Linked DNA regions of Homo sapiens: region 1 is linked to region 2. The links are chromatin loops, found by intact Hi-C in ENCODE. Cell type or tissue: HCT116. All regions are shown on one strand.

Region 1 (8,000 bases), 560 kb after region 2:
TCCAAATAACATTTGGACTGCCTTACATCCAGTAAAAGAACTCAGCAAAATACAAATAAATATGATAATATCTTAGACAGCAAATCTTCTCATCCCACAAGAGGCAGGAAACTGCTAGAGGAAGCTGCCTTGGAGAGGATTCTTTCCTCCCCTCCCGAAAGGAGCTGAACTCAAAATCTCTCCATTTCACAATAGACATTGGAGAACATTTTCAACAGTGGATTTGCACCGGTGTTTTGTGTCCTAGAAAAACGTTCCCTTCAGGTAGGTTCTAATAAGCCCCTTGAACAATTTCCCAAATTGATCATCCTGCCTTCAGAACTTCTGAATCTTCCCTTCAAAACACATACACACGCACACACACACACCCACACACATACCCCTAATCTTATTTAACACTGCTGGAAATAAAAATCTATGTTCTAATGAGAACAAACATCAGACAGAATATGATAAAAGCAAGACTATCCTAGAAACTGTGGCTTCTAAGTTAACCATAATACCTTCCCGGTGATGCACTATATAGTTTCACCATCCCCATGGCTTCATGGGCTCCCTTGGGGCTGAATGGGTCACTACATACCTTTCTAACAGGCTTCCCTGTTTCACACTAGACTAGGGGTCCCCAACCCCTGGGCCATGGACCCACACCTGTCTGTGGCCTGTTAGGAACCAGGCCACACAACAGGAGGTGAGTGGTGGGTCAGTAAGCATTACCACCTGAGCTCCGCCTCCTGTCAGATCAGCAGTGGCATTAGATTCTCATAGGAGGGTGAATCCTATTGTGAACTGCCCATGCAAGGAATATAAGTTGTATGCTCCTTACGAAAATCTAACGCCTGATGACCAATCACTGTCTCCCATCGCCCCCAGATAGGACCATCTAGTTGCAGGAAAACAAGCTCAGGGCTCCCACTGATTCTACAGTATAACGAGTTGTATAATTATTTCATTATCTATTACAGTGTAATAATAACTGAAATAAAGTGCACAATAAACGTCATGCGCTTGAATCATTCTGAAACCACCCCCCCTTCCCGCCCCCACCCTGGAAAAACTGTCTTCTATGAAACCGGTCCCTGGTGCCAAAAGGGTTGGGGACCACTGCGCTAGACCATCCTCGTCCATGTAGCATCTTGAAGGACCTCTCCAAAAGCAAATATCCCTATATTCACCTCAAGCCACCTGTATCTACCAACAGCCTACTTTCTTCAAGATCAAAGTCACACTCCTTAGTCATTTCAGACAAGGTCCTTTGTACACATGATGGCTTCATACACTCAGTGCTCCAGCAATGCAGAACTACTTGCAACTGCAGGAATCTAGTTCTTCCATCTGGAAACCTGCCTCCTTCTCTTTACCCTTCCTTGCCCTAGAGCTACTGCTGGCTTTAAAAAGGTGCTCAGGCCGGCACGGTGGCTCACGCCTGTAATCCCGGCACTGGGAGACCAAGGAGGGCGGATCATGAGGTCAGGAGATTGAGACCATCCTGGCTAACATGGTGAAACCTCGTCTCTACTAGAAATACAAAAAATTAGCTGGGTGTGGTGGTGGGTGCCTGTAGTCCCAGCTACTCAGGAGGCTGAGGCAGGAGAATGGCATGAACCTGGGAGGCGGAGCTTGCAATGAGCCGAGATCGCGCCACTGCACTCCAGCCTGGGCGACAGAGCGAGACTCCATTTCAAAAAAAAAAAAAAAAAAGGTGCTCTGGGTAGATCATTGAGAGAAAAAAAGGTGCCTTTGAAGGACGCGGCCTGGCAGTGTTCAAGGCTTGGCAAGCAGATGGCACTTTTGGCAAAAACAACAACAACAACAACCACAAAAAACGAATCCCCTTCCTCCTGCCAATGCAGCCCCTGTTAAGGCTTGGTGAGCTGAGCAAAGATTCCATTTCCACTCCCACTCACCTTGTTGGCAGGATGCCACTGTACAACCGACAGACTGCACAGGGCAGACCTGCTGTATGGCAACACGTATCCTATCCCATCATAAGTCTTCCAAACCCCGATCAGCAACCACCCCTACCAGGAAGCATTCTCTGATGCTCCTTGACATTCACACCTGGGTCTGTAATTTTTGCTTCCTTGAGCCTTGTACGTGGTTCTAGTGCAATAGTTATCCCATCTGATTATAGCTGTTATCTTCCTACCTGGGCAAAGATCCTTTGGTCAGGTACTTTGTTGGTTATCTCTAGTTCTTAAAAAGGTGCCTGAAATTTATTTGTCAGTTGCTGATCCAAAATTAAAAGCTAACATTCATGTTCTTTTAAAAAAGCACTTAATACTTCTACTATATCAAAACATCAGGTTTCCCCAAATTAGTAAGATCTAACACATTTTAGGTAAAATAAAGATGATGATGATGAAAATGGATTATACAAACTGTTGAAATTTGCTTTAATTGTACAAAGGGGACCTAACCTAATTATCAAATGATGCACATTATTACTAAAAATGATGTACTTTCACTAGAAAATAAGTAGCTGGAGGCTTGTGTTTTAAGAGTTGGAGAGAGTGAACCCAGGATTTAATCAGATTAGATTCTCTTTTTTTTTTGAGACAGAGTCTTGCTCTGTTGCCCAGGCTGGAGTGCAGTGGTGCGATCTTGGCTCACTGCAACCTCCGCCTCCCAGGTTCAAGCAATTATCTTGCCTCAGCCTCCCGAGTAGCTGGGATTACAGGTACACGCCACCATGCCTGGCCAATTTTTGTATTTTTTTAGTAGAGATGGGGTTTCACCATGTTGGCCAGGCTGATCTCAAACTCCTAACCTTGTGATCTGCCCGCCTCAGCCTCCCAAAGAGCTGGGATTACAGGCGTGAGCCACCGTGCCTGGCCCAGATTAGATTCTTCACTTGCTCTCTTGTTAAGGCTGTATTCAAAATTTCCTTTGATGTAAGTTAGTTTACTTTGTATGTTAATGGCAAGAAAATAATAAAACTAGGCTAATCTTGTGTTACAGATGAGAAAAATTAGACTCTAAGATATTAATTTTTCCAAGTTCCCACAACCTAGCTATGTGGGGAGCCTGGCCATGAACTCTTGGGTTGCAGTTCTTTTAACATTTCAGTGCTGGTTTTTAAAAGAATAAACAGCTCACCATTTGAGATTGAGTATTAATACATGATACCCAGAGGTATTTGGGTGGGCGAGCTCTCACTTTACAGCTCTTTCTCCTTCTGTACCAGTGACCTAACTTGTTTGGTGTTAGACTTTTAACAGTAAATATCTGGAGAATGTACCCCAACTTGGACATATATTTATTTATATATTACATACCTAAATTACTAACAGTTGTATGTACTTAATATTAGTAGAGCTTAATTTTGTTCACATATTTAAGGAAAATACTTTCTAGAGAATGTCCTGAGCCACAGTACAGCCACCCATCTACACAAAGGGCTAATAAACTTCGATCCCAAAGAGAGGGGTCAGCACCATCTAGTGAACCAGTGTGAAACTGCACTCTCAGGCCCAACAGGGGTTTCCAGGTTATCTTACAGAATAGGCTTAGCCAAATCCCCAGTTCCTGATCCTGAATGTTGGAGCCTAATTCCCTTGTCCCTTGTCCCTTGTGTTCTTTCATCTCCTTTTCCTTTCTTTTCCTTTCTTTCCTTTTTTTTTTTTTTTGATGGAATCAAATACTAATTTGATCTGTCGCCTAGGCTGGAGTGCAGTGGTGCGATCTTGGCTCACTGCAACCTCCGCCTCCCGGGTTCAAGCAATTCTCCTGCCTCAGCCTCTCCAGTAGCTTGGATTACAGGTGCTACCATGCCTGGCTAATTTTTGTATTTTTATTAATTTTTTGTATTTTTCTTCACGTTGGCCAGGCTGGTCTCGAACTCCTGGCCTCAAGTGACCTGCCCGCATTGGCCTCCCAAAGTGTCATCTCCTTTTTCTTTGTCAAACATATCTCTTAGCCACTGTATTGCCATTGTCATTCTATCCCCCTGGCATTACATTCATACATATTAAATAGGCTAGAAAAATGCCATAAAGTCCAGATACTTTTTACATCTACTTATGCATAAGGAAAAAAGTGCTGGTATGAAATACAAAAATAGGAATTATCAGCTATCACAAAGTGTATATTTATTTGTTTACTGGCTTATTTTCAGTTTTCTCCACTACAGTACATGAGAGCAGGAGACAGATCTGTATCTCAAATGCCTAGAACAGGGCCTGGTGCATACATGGCAAGCATAAAATAAAACGTTGAATCAATGGATTAATTGGTTATTTAAGATGGAGTGAGTCATAATGTCTAATAACAATCACTTGAAATGTAGAACTGCTAAATAGCATGCACAAAGTCAAAAGTGGTTTCTGTTTTCTCTAAGCACATTTAAATTTTGCAAATGTTTCAATAATCAACATAAATTACCATTATAAATAGTAATAAGAAATAAATGTTACAACTAATTCATTAGCTTGGTCTTACAGCCCTATATGTGCTCTTTTATAAAAACCACAAAGATGACAAAGGTCTTAAAGAGTTGTGTAATCAATCACTCATTATCAGGCTGAAAGACAGCTGATATCATCTGTCTGCTGCCTTAATGGACAGCATAGTGGGGGTAGGAAGGTGCTGGCACTTACAGTCCCTGGGCACACTCTTAGCCTTACTCCTCATTCTCATCTATATTGTTAAGATAAGGATGCTAAAATCAGCAATCTAATAACGATCACTTCAAATGCAGAACTGCTAAATAGCATACAAAAAGGCCAGAAAATGTCAATGCTCAGGAAAATTCACAGTGATGATAATAGCAGGGTAAGGTTAAGTAGACTTATAATGACAAATGGTTATTAAAGGCATTATGAGATAAGTAAACAGATACACGAACCTAACAGCCAGCCACTGTTGATCCACAAAGAGATGAACTTTGTCGATTCTGACGTTCTTGGCATAGTGCAGTCGCTTTGGCAAATCAGGAGTCAAATAGGGCTTGAAATGCTGATCAGGTTTTCGGCACTGAAAAGCAAGTAAATATTTCTTTATGATACATAAGATATGCAAATTAATTTTAAAAGTTCATCTTCTACATCAATTTATGAAGCACCTTTTAAAAGTAAGGGGATTTCAGCTTGGCTAATACAATAGGAATATTAAACCTATTATCAATGTAGTCAGATCCCCCTAGTTATTAGTTTTGCCGTTGCAATGATAATCAGGTTGCAATTAAAAATCTGATTTAACCCAGGAGGTGGAGGTTGCAGTGAGCCAAGATCACCCCATTGCACTCCAGCCTGGGCCATAGAGTGAGACTCTCTCAAAAAAATAAAAAATCTGATTTAAATTATGAGTTAATGTTTTCAGTTTTTATTCCTGGGGGTGTGTGTGTGTGTGTGTATATAACCATATATATAATATATAATATATAATATATAACCATATATAATATATAATATATAAACATATATATTATATATAACTATATATCATATATAACCATATATATTATATATAACTGTATCATATATAGTTGTATAATATATAACTATATATCATATATAGTGTATAATATATAACTATATATCATATATAGTGTATAATATATAACTATATATCATATATAGTGTATAATATATAACTATATATCATATATATCACATATCATATATATCATATCATATATACATATCATATCATATATCATATATCATATATAACTACATATTATATCATATATAACCATATATCATATATAACCATATATCATATATCATATATAATATAGCCATATAATATATACTATATATGGTTATATATTATATGTAATATATATAACCATATATTATATATATATTAAACCACTATGAATTACCCTCTTTTTTAACAGAAAATGGACAGACATCTAGATTTAGAGTGATAATGACAACTTTTGAGTCTAAATTACATATAAATATATATACCATATTAGTAGATATGAGTAAAAAAATTAAAAAGTAGTTTAATTGCACAAAAAAGTACTTTCCAACAGACTCAATTTATCTTTTAAATAACCTACATTTGCTTAGTTTTCCGATCAAGTCAATGGCTTTTGAAACCTATTATAGTCTCCCTATTTGTAAAACAATCATGGTTTCCTTACAAATTGGAGTAAAATTTTGTTTCTTTAACAATTATGACTGTATGGCATATTTTAAAATTGTAGAAATGCAAATCACATTGGTATCTATTTATGTAAAAGAAAAATGAGGTAATGAGAAATAGAACTACAAAGGAACTTTCCCTCATGACCATTTTGAGAAACAAGAAGAAAAACCATAAACAAAGGAAACGAAATTTTTCCTATTTCCTCATTTTCTCATTTATTTTAAACCACAATATATCATATATATTAACAAGTGTGTGTCACTATTATCTCAGGGTCAATTTAGATAAGAAAAATAAGAGAAACTATGAAGCACATAATTTACACAAACAAAATTTAAACAAAATATAGACAATGGGAGAGCAAGGAGAGTTTATAGAATGAAAGAAGAAAAACAAAAGTATATATTGCAAACATATTTTTGCCAGTTTTTTCTTGCCTATTTTGGTATATTTTCTAGGCTTCTTATGCTTCTACTGTTTTATTTATCATTACTTCTTTCTTAAGCCAATATTTTTGTAACTTCCAGGCAGGCACAACCTGGCAGCTGCTGAGTATGCAGCTTCCCCCAAGATGCAAGGGACTAACTATAATTTGTCCCTGTGTGTAATTGTCACACTTTCCTGGACTTTGTGTAGCCAGAGTAAATCCAGAGAAAACCGGAGGCTCACTACCTACCTGTGAAGAAGTACCGGTGATTCTTTGCATTTGAGAATTTGGAATGAAGTCTACAGAGTTGAGATACAATTTTTGACTTTTTTTTTTCTCTTTCTTTTTTTTTTTTTGAGACTGAGTCTTGCTCTATCACTCAGGCTGGAGTGCAGCGGTATGATCTCAGCTCACTGCAACCTCTGCTTCCTGGGTTCAAGCAATTCTCCTGCCTCAGTCTCCAGAGTAGCTGGGATTACAGGCATCCACCACCATGCCCGGCTAATTTTTGTATTTTTAGTAGAGAAGATATTTCACCATGTTGGTCAGGCTAGTCTCGAACTCCTGACCTCAAGTGATCCGCCCGCCTCGGCCTCCCAAAGTGCTGGGATTACAGGAATGAGCCACCGCGCCCGGCCGTTTTTGACATTTTATCTCAGAATAAATAGTAGTGATGTCTCTCATGTAGTCAGAGTGCTGCAGAACTTAAAAAGTTGCCACTTCATGCTTGGTTAATTCTGTCCAGAATAAGCTCAATATAGGCCCAGGGAACAGCACTGCTGGGAATACTACCACATGAAATATTTCCTTGGGAAGGATGGACTATGTGAAATGGTAGCCCATTTCTTTGGGCCTTTGTAACTCTAGGTCCAGTCCATATCTGTGATGCCATGCAATGGATTTCCAAAGACTGTGATACTCAATCCCCTTGCACAACTGGGATTATTAGAGATTTGCCCTTCTTCACCAACAGAGCTTCAGCTATAGGGATCATGAGGTGACAAAACAAAAAGAAAACCATATATGGATTTAGAGAGTCCACATGTTGAAAATGCTGAACTATGCATCCACTCAGCATGAACACATTGCAAGTATACACTTCACCAGAAGGGGTGGGCAAGAATGTCCACAGTTTTTACTCAAGATCGGCATACTAGAAGGTGTTGAGAGAAAAACAGAGTGATCATCACTGTAAAGAAATTCTGCTCTAATGGGCATTCTACTTGAAACTTGCAGTGGGTCCCAGATTATATTAACCACTCTTTGCTCAGCGTTTATCGTCAGTCCTTTGCACTCCATCCTCAGAGATTTTACTCCACAGGCATACCTTGGAGATATTTTGAACTCACTTCCAGACCACCACAATAAAGCAAGTCATATGAATTGGTTTCCCAGTGCACATAAATATGTTTACACTATACTGTAATCTTTTAAGTGTGCAACAGCACTATGTCTAAAAACTACATACCTGAAT
Region 2 (8,000 bases):
GCTAATCAAATATGGCAAATAATTTTACCATAAACACATAGAAAAGGTGTTAAAAACTAGAAATAGACACAAGTACTAAGACAATACTTTAATCTCTTTGTTTTGGTGCAGTAGACTTAGAATATTTACAGCAGGTTCATTAATCTGTCCATCCACTAATCCATCCACTAATCCATCCATCCATCCATCCATCCATCCATCCATCCATCCATCCATGCAAACATTCAGCATGTCTTAAGCGCCAGCCATATGTGGACACTCTTCTCTTCCTTTTATTTACTGATTGTGTGACCTTAGACAAGTCACAACCTGCTTGAATACTTTTTCTTTCCTATAAAGTAATGGCAATGATTCCTATCTATTCTTTGCCCTTGAAGTCTAAATGAAATATTCATTTGTATGTGTGGAAGAAAATGCTTTGAAAAAAAGTTCTTTGAAAACTGTGAGTTTATCTACAAAAGTAAGATATTAGCATTATGACTAACATAATTATCACCAGGAATGACCACATTCATATAAATGAGGGCCAGGAAAATAAGAAAATTTATTCACTTACATACAAATAGATCTTCCTATGGTTCTCATATGTCCTCAGGAAAATGGAGGCTAAATATAATGTCTTTGTATTTTTTGCATGGGGTTTGAGAGAACAAATCATGTGCTGTGTGATGGATAGCAACACATCATGCATTCATTCATTCATTTTACAAACATTAATTGTTCCAAACTATATGCAAAGCTCTTTGCTAGGCACCTTATGTGAAATAAAGTGTTTCGAGAAGGTAACTTAAGGATAAGTCTGTGTTGTTCCAAGTTAAAAAAAATCAATTAATCAAATTATTTCAAATATTTTAATATCCCTAATCATTTTAACAAAATCTGGATTATTGTCTTGTTCCCACTTTTAATCCCGGGTGTTGGCGTCATGTAATGCTGACTGTAGGTAATATTTTTAGAACACTCCATCTGCGTCAGTAAATGTGAGTACTTTACTTGCATTATATAATTTAATATTTGCAACAAACCTAAAGACATATCTTTCAATTTTACATATTGGAAAACTTATATGATGTGACCCTGAGGCCAGTCTCTTGGCCCCTATTTTGTACTACCTCAGCTTTTGTTGTCTGAATGCTTAGACACATTATGTTACATAAAGATTAGTAGCTCAATGATATAATGTGTTAGTGATGATTGTTCTCTGGATGGGGCTCAGGTCCTAACTTGATCATAGAGATTCAAAAAAGCTAGAATCCTGTAGGCACAGGCAGCTTTCCATGTTGTCTCTCTCATGTAACATATTTTCTCAGAATAAAAAAATTGATCTGTTTTACATGGAAAATATAGTTATACTTCCAAAAAGCTGAGAAATATTTCAAAGCATGTCAAGCCAAAGCCTGCAGCAAACCCCTTCTTTGACATCACACAATGACAGCTGTCCCAACATGTCTGTCTCTCTTGTGCTCAACAACAGTGATGTGGATCATGTAACACCACATGCTTGGGAGGCATGCCAGATTCCAAAGGCTCCTGCATCTTTCCCAACATTTACCCCTCAAGTACAGATACAAGAGTCATATAAGAAATGGTCAGTGTGGATGAGGTGGGTGGATCACTTGAGGTCAGGAGTTGTAGACTAGCCTGGCCAACATGCTGAAGCCCCATCTCTACTAAAAATACAAAAATTAGCTGGGCATGGTAGCGTACGCCTGTAATCCCAGCTACTCAGGAGGCTGAGGCAGGAGAATCACTTGAACCCACGAGGCAGAAGTTGCAGTGAGCTGAGATCACGCCACTGCACTGCAGCCTGGGCGACAGAGCAAGACTCCATCTCAAAAAAAAAAAAGAGAGAGAGAGAGAGACAAAAAGAAATGGTCAGTGTGTCATAATTCAAATGAGAGAGAATTTTTACTTATAAGAGGGAAATTCTCCTTAGCTGAATATTATAAAAATCAGATGTGATGTTCTACTTTACATTAAGTAGACTTTTCATTGACATCCATGACTGAGAGAGTAGAACATATAAGAGTCACAGGGAAGATAGACTTTGCTGGAAATGAGATGAGCTGAGAGGAGTGTTATCCATCAAGAGCTTCATTCTGAGCCTGCTCCAGTTGTTTCCAGTACAGACTAAAGGACTGAGCCTGCAGTTGTTACAAGCACAAGAATAAAATAGGTTTGGAAAACTCATTCATAACCAATGTGTAGTCTAATGATCTGCTGAAATATGCCTGTGTGGCTGGCAAGAAAGCCAAAAGTAGCCCTGTCGTTTCATTCATTGAGTCATCTAGAAGTGCTGGACAAAGTGATTTGGTATATTTACCTTTATGATTAGAACTGTTGTGTCTCCAAGATCTTCTCCTTCTATACAGAAATCTGTGTATTACAACCTAGAACAATGCAGCAAGGTAAGTCTAGATTTAGAAGGGGACCATTACTGTCACTGTCCTATTTCCTGTCATTGGTATGATTTCAAGATGCCAAGAATCTCTTTCCCTGTTGGAGGAAAGTCCAATAAACTGGAGATCAGAGGACCTTGACTCATCCCACACCGCTACCAATAAGCCATGTGTAACCTGTTATGTTTCTTCATCTCCTCCAGTAATGAATGAGAGTTTGGAAATTTTCTTCCAAATCTAGAAATCTCTGTTATTTTCTCTGAAGCTTACATTGCTTTTTATCCATGGACACTTTCATGCCTTTAGCTATTTGTTCAAATCCCTTTTATCTTGAACCTGATTCAAATGCTGTAATAAGTCTTCAAACACCCATGCTCTTGTACAAAGACTTTAGTGTTCAACTAGGACACACCATATATTTTTCAAGTTACTGAATCTTTGGAAACAAAGCAGGGTCTGGGAGATATCAAATGTGTATAGGATTTTTATTGGAAGGGAGAGGAATAATAGCAGACCTGTGATTGTTACAGACTATTTGAAGAGGTCTGTGTGTCCAAAGCAGAAGTGCAGCTAATTTCCTTGTGCTTCCTATTATTACTGTTGTCTATATTTTAAGCTATCATTGTTTTGTTGATTCGATGGTAATTCTGTTTTAAGTTTTTTGAAGTAAAAACGAAGTTTATGTTATAGAAGTTCATTGTTAATCGGTAAGACAAAACTAAGAACATAAATACCAATGATGATAAGTCATCCTTAACAAGAATCCATACTACTGAAGTACAAAATAGTATATATTCAACCATTTAATGGGATGAGGAAAATTTTAGTTATTTACCATTTTTAAAAAAGCTTAATTAGAAAAGGAAGAGCTACATGAAGTATATTAGTCCATTTTCACACTGCTATAAAGAACTGCCTGAGACTGAGTAATTTATAAAGGAAAGAGGTTTAACTGACTCACAGTTCAGCATGGCTGGGGAGGCCTCAGGAAACTTACAATCACGGTGGAAGGCAAAGGAGAAGCAAGGCACCTTCTTCACAAGGTGGCACGAATGAGAATGAACTCAGCAGGAGCTACCAAACACTTATAAAGCCATCAGATTTTGTGATAATTCACTCACTGTCACGAGAACAGCATGGGGGTCACTGTCCCCATGACTCGATTACCTCCACCAGGTCTTTCCCTTGACACGTAGGGATTATGGGGATTATAGGGATTACAATTCAAAATGAGATTTTGGGTGGGGATATAGCCAAACCATATTATGAAGACTTTTGGAAGTACTTCTGAGTAAAAGAAACAAACAAAAATCCCAAGTTTTTAGATGTGCCACAAGGTGGTGTGAAGAGTCCAGTTTAGCTTGGTTGTTTCATAGCAAGGAGAGAATAATGGAGATTAAAAGGGTAAAGTGCAGCCTCAGAGGAGGTAAAGCAGAGAAGTGGTGCAGTGGAGGTGGGAGCTGGGAGTAGGAGGTGTTTGTAAGTTAAGAAATTGGGATGGACTTGTAGTATTTTCTTCAGAGGCTGAGTTCCTCCCTTTCTTCAAAACAACAATGCTCCTCCTGGCATCTCTTCCTCTTTAACTGATAGGAATCCCTTTTTTGTTTTTCTAAAGTGTCTTGAAAGATGACTTTTATTTTTAGAAGTAACCACACAATACATACACCCTACAGCGTGCAACTTTTCTTCTTCAGCCATAAAACATTTTTGAGTTAAGAATTTATGACTATTTTTACAGAATGTGAACTGTTCGAGGACTAAAATCTATAAGCAATGATTCATACAGACTGCCTATCACTGATAAGTATTATACCTTTAATTCACATTTCTCTCTCCTTAACTTGAGAGAATTGAAAGAGTATGAAAAAGTGTAGTTGTATCGAAAGGATATCCCACAGGCTTTAGCTTGATGTAGTTGGAAGAGCATCCTTATTGAGTGTTTCAACATTTTCCATCTGGGCTGTCAACATGTGTTGCCCGAGCAGGGCAAAATTGGAGAAAACAAACCTGGAAAATCCCCTTCAGGGTATTGATTTTCCTTTTCCCAGAGAAAGGTTTGGGCATGAAAGGAAAGCCCTGCTGTTCTTACTGAAAGTCACATTCTTTGGAGTGGTTGGTTTTTCTACTGGTTTGCAAATCTGAGAGTAAGCCAGTCCAAAAAAGCACTTAGAAAACTTTATTTTCATGGTAAACATTATGCATGCCCAGGGCAAGTTCTCCTCTGTAAGATTATCATTACAGGGGCATTCCTCAAGAAGCAATTTATATATCACTTTTGAGTGAAAGAGCTGCCAAATATATAAATATTCATTTATTCTCAGTTCCATACTAGTTTCTGATTGGTCTTAAATGCCAGTGCTTTAGGAGCAGGTAATGGATACTATAGTTCTTGCCCTTTCCTGAGTTTTTCTCCCACTGGGAAAATGAGCCAGTATCCTCATGACTGCTTATGTGGTAGGTACAGCAACATAAGCACCAAAAGAAAAGTAGATCAAAGTTCCCCTGGTATTTTAAAGAGAGGGTTCATTACGTTTAGGAAAAGGTCTTTGCAGGAAGCAGAATTATAGATGGGACATGAATATTGAGCACCTGTAGTGACTCAATTTAACACTGAGATTCACAATCCTGTTTGCAATAAGCAATGTTAACAAAAACCAGCATTAGCTGAGTCTTTAGTGTGTGCTAGGCATCACTGTATGGACTCTACATATTTAATCTTCACAGAAGCCCCATGAGTTAGGTGCTACTATTATCTTTATTTTACAGATAAGACAACCATGGAATACAAGGGTTAAATGACTTGCCTAAAAGGCACACAGCTGCTAAGTGGCTGAGTCAGGATTTGCAAACAGCCAGGCCTGGTCTCTTATCCACTGTGTGATACAAGCTCTCATTTGAATGCTGTAGATAAACATAATTGTACAGGTATAAAATAAACAAACTCATTGCATCATCACCTAATCTACTAAGGAACTCATCTGTTTGGCAACCTTATGTATTTGAAATACAGTTATAAACCAGGTGGGGGAAAAACAGCTTGTGAGCGGATAAAATACACACCAAATCAAAGCACCAAAGAACAGGTACAGTATTCTTGGGAGGGTATAGCTGACCCTTACCTCAACTGTATTTGCCATTAATTAGCACATACACTGCATGTACCTGTTATTATTGTATTACACAATTTCTCTGTTGTTACTGTAGACAAAAGTGGTTTCCAAATCCAAGGAAATTCAGATCTGCTTTCATTGACATCTATATTCACAGCAGGGAATGAGTTTACATCGGGTCACTTAATGCAAGAGCCCAAATTCTTATCAATTTTAATGAACCCTAGAAAAAACATAGCCTTGCACCAGAGTTCATTAAGAAATGTTCATGCTGGTGACAATAAATCATGAAAAAAATATCAAACCACTTTTGACTATTGGTTCAAGAAGAAGAGAGCATAAAATGCTGTATGGAAAGATCTCTGTTCAAATTAGCTAATCATTTTCAAACCGATAAGTAGTACTTTGGGGAGAAAATACCCTCTTAGAACCAAAACTCATCTATCCATAGCAATATTCTTTGAAGGGTCCAAAAAGTTGAAGTTGAATATATTTTTCTACTTTTGTAAGATAGTGTGACTCCTGAAACAAAAATGCTGAGTGCCATGGCCTCGCATGGGTAGAGTTGATGCCTGTTGGGCACACAGTACCATCACACAGAGTGGGGCTGTGAGCAGGAAGGGGTCCTTCAGGGTGGGTGCAGCTTTCAAGACCCAGTCTGGAAGCAGGACCAATGGAAATTGGTTTTTCTGTCTACAGAACTTTCACGTAGCCTATTTTACCATAATAGATGTAAAAAAATTGAATATGATTCACATATTAGCAAATAAAGGTGCATAAATTATTTTTCAGTTAAGGGCTAGGGGTCCAGAAGTATCTCACCAACATCTGATAAAGTTTTAACTAAAATGCTGACTCTTTAAATAATGGACCAGAAGTCTTTGCCTGAGACACAAAAATATATAGGCACCTTTCCCTTCTTTACTTTAAAAACAGCCCTCCTAACAGCCCTCCTTTTTTACTTTAAAAACAGCACTCTGTTCAATAGAACTGTTGATTTTAGTAGTTTATCTGCTGTTGCATAGGAATCAAAACATGGAAGACATCCCCTGAGTATCCTGCCTTATCTCACATACTTATTCTGTACTCTCAGTTTTGTAAAATTAGCACTTCTTTACTGATAACATCAATTGCATCAAAACATCAGCTAAAATCAGTTTTATCCTGCTTTTTTTCATAATAACTTTATCCAGCTTTAAAAACAACAGTTAAATGATATCATCCCAGGGAGCCTCCATGGTAAAACTAGAATGAGCAAGAACCTCTTATTACTATATTCATTTGTATATGATGAGACCACCTTGCTATTAAGCTGAATATTATGCCTAGAATACATAGTAAGCCTTTTTGCTCTGGAGAAGAGATCCATGTCAACAAACACTAAGAACCTAGTATGTATCCATCCCTATACCATGCACAGAGAATATACTATTGAGGAAAAGAGAAAAGATGGATCTCAAGCAACTCAGATTCTAACAAGGAGGCAGACACAAAACTGTCTAACAAACAACATGGAAAGTGCTATAGAAGCACACTAGTGCCAGGAAGGAAGGGGTGCAGGTGCGCAGAGGGAAGTGTGTTACCCTCTGGGCAGGGCGTGGAGAGGGAGAGAGGGGAAAGGATGGAGCAATGGTTGGAGAAGATGGTATAGCTGTTAAGATTCCTAGCTCTGGAATCGTTCAACAGACCTGCACTGCAAGTGAAGCTCTACTATTTATTAGTTAGTGGGCCTTGGGCAAATTATTTATCTCTTTGTGCCTTTTCTGTAAAATGGGAATAATAGCAGGACTTTCCTACTTGGGTTGTTTTGAGTATTACTTGAGATCATGTATGGAAAATAGTAGTCCAGTGCCAGCAGACAGTTGCCCTTGATAAATGCTAGCCAAAAATGAAGAAGAAAGAGGGCTAATCTGGTAGGGGAGAGACACCTGAGGTTGGTTAAAGGATGGCTAGCCAGAAAGGGGACACAAGGTTGAAAAGTACGTGGAGGTATTATTTGGAAAAAACAAAGTGTACATAGGAACTTGGGTATAGAGTGTATCATGGATGTGAGGAGTAATAGAGTGGGGACGAATTAATACTACAGGTGAAAAACAAAGTTTGGTACATTGCCACCCCCCTCACAATTAGGAGAGAGAAAATATTATGAAAAAGAGAATAACTTATGTGCTAGAATATGTATAATACCTAAATACCTAGCACTGTCTGGATATAAAATTTGTACTTACATGAAATAAGAATTGGGTTTACTCCAGTGTAGCAACTATAAACCTCAGGCCACCATGAGGGCTGCTCATGAGACCTATCACCAGCATCTGACATGGTGGATTGTCTCTTTCACACCTACTTCACGTGGGTTCCAGGATACCACACTCTCTTGGTATTCTTCTTACTCCACTGTTTGTTAGTTGGGTCTGAGTCTCTTTATTAAACAAGCTGGTGACAAAACGTTACTGATAGCTGACTCTATAAGAATCTACCAAAATAATCA

What was found. Hi-C counts contacts between places; a loop is a spot of excess contacts. Peaks named below come from ENCODE experiments on the same cell type or tissue, not always from the same donor. Only the 100,000 strongest peaks of a DNase experiment are listed, where the experiment ranks them.
Region 1: it touches region 2 in a loop (3-fold over the local background); 2 of 110 quality-filtered maps call a loop at or near these places.

What each region holds. Positions count from the first base shown.
Region 1 is chr6:131,690,471-131,698,470 of GRCh38, reverse strand. It overlaps ENPP3 (ectonucleotide pyrophosphatase/phosphodiesterase 3), which reads right to left. Exons shown (of 25, transcript NM_005021.5): 15 at 4,847-4,974. Among named protein-coding and RNA genes, the nearest start is that of OR2A4, 6.9 kb to the left of the region's middle. In HCT116, a CTCF peak has its summit at 3,471 (motif pointing left); a DNase peak (open chromatin) is centred at 3,440.
Region 2 is chr6:132,255,022-132,263,021 of GRCh38, reverse strand. No RefSeq gene overlaps it. Among named protein-coding and RNA genes, the nearest start is that of LINC01013, 130 kb to the right of the region's middle. In HCT116, a CTCF peak has its summit at 3,746; a DNase peak (open chromatin) is centred at 3,735.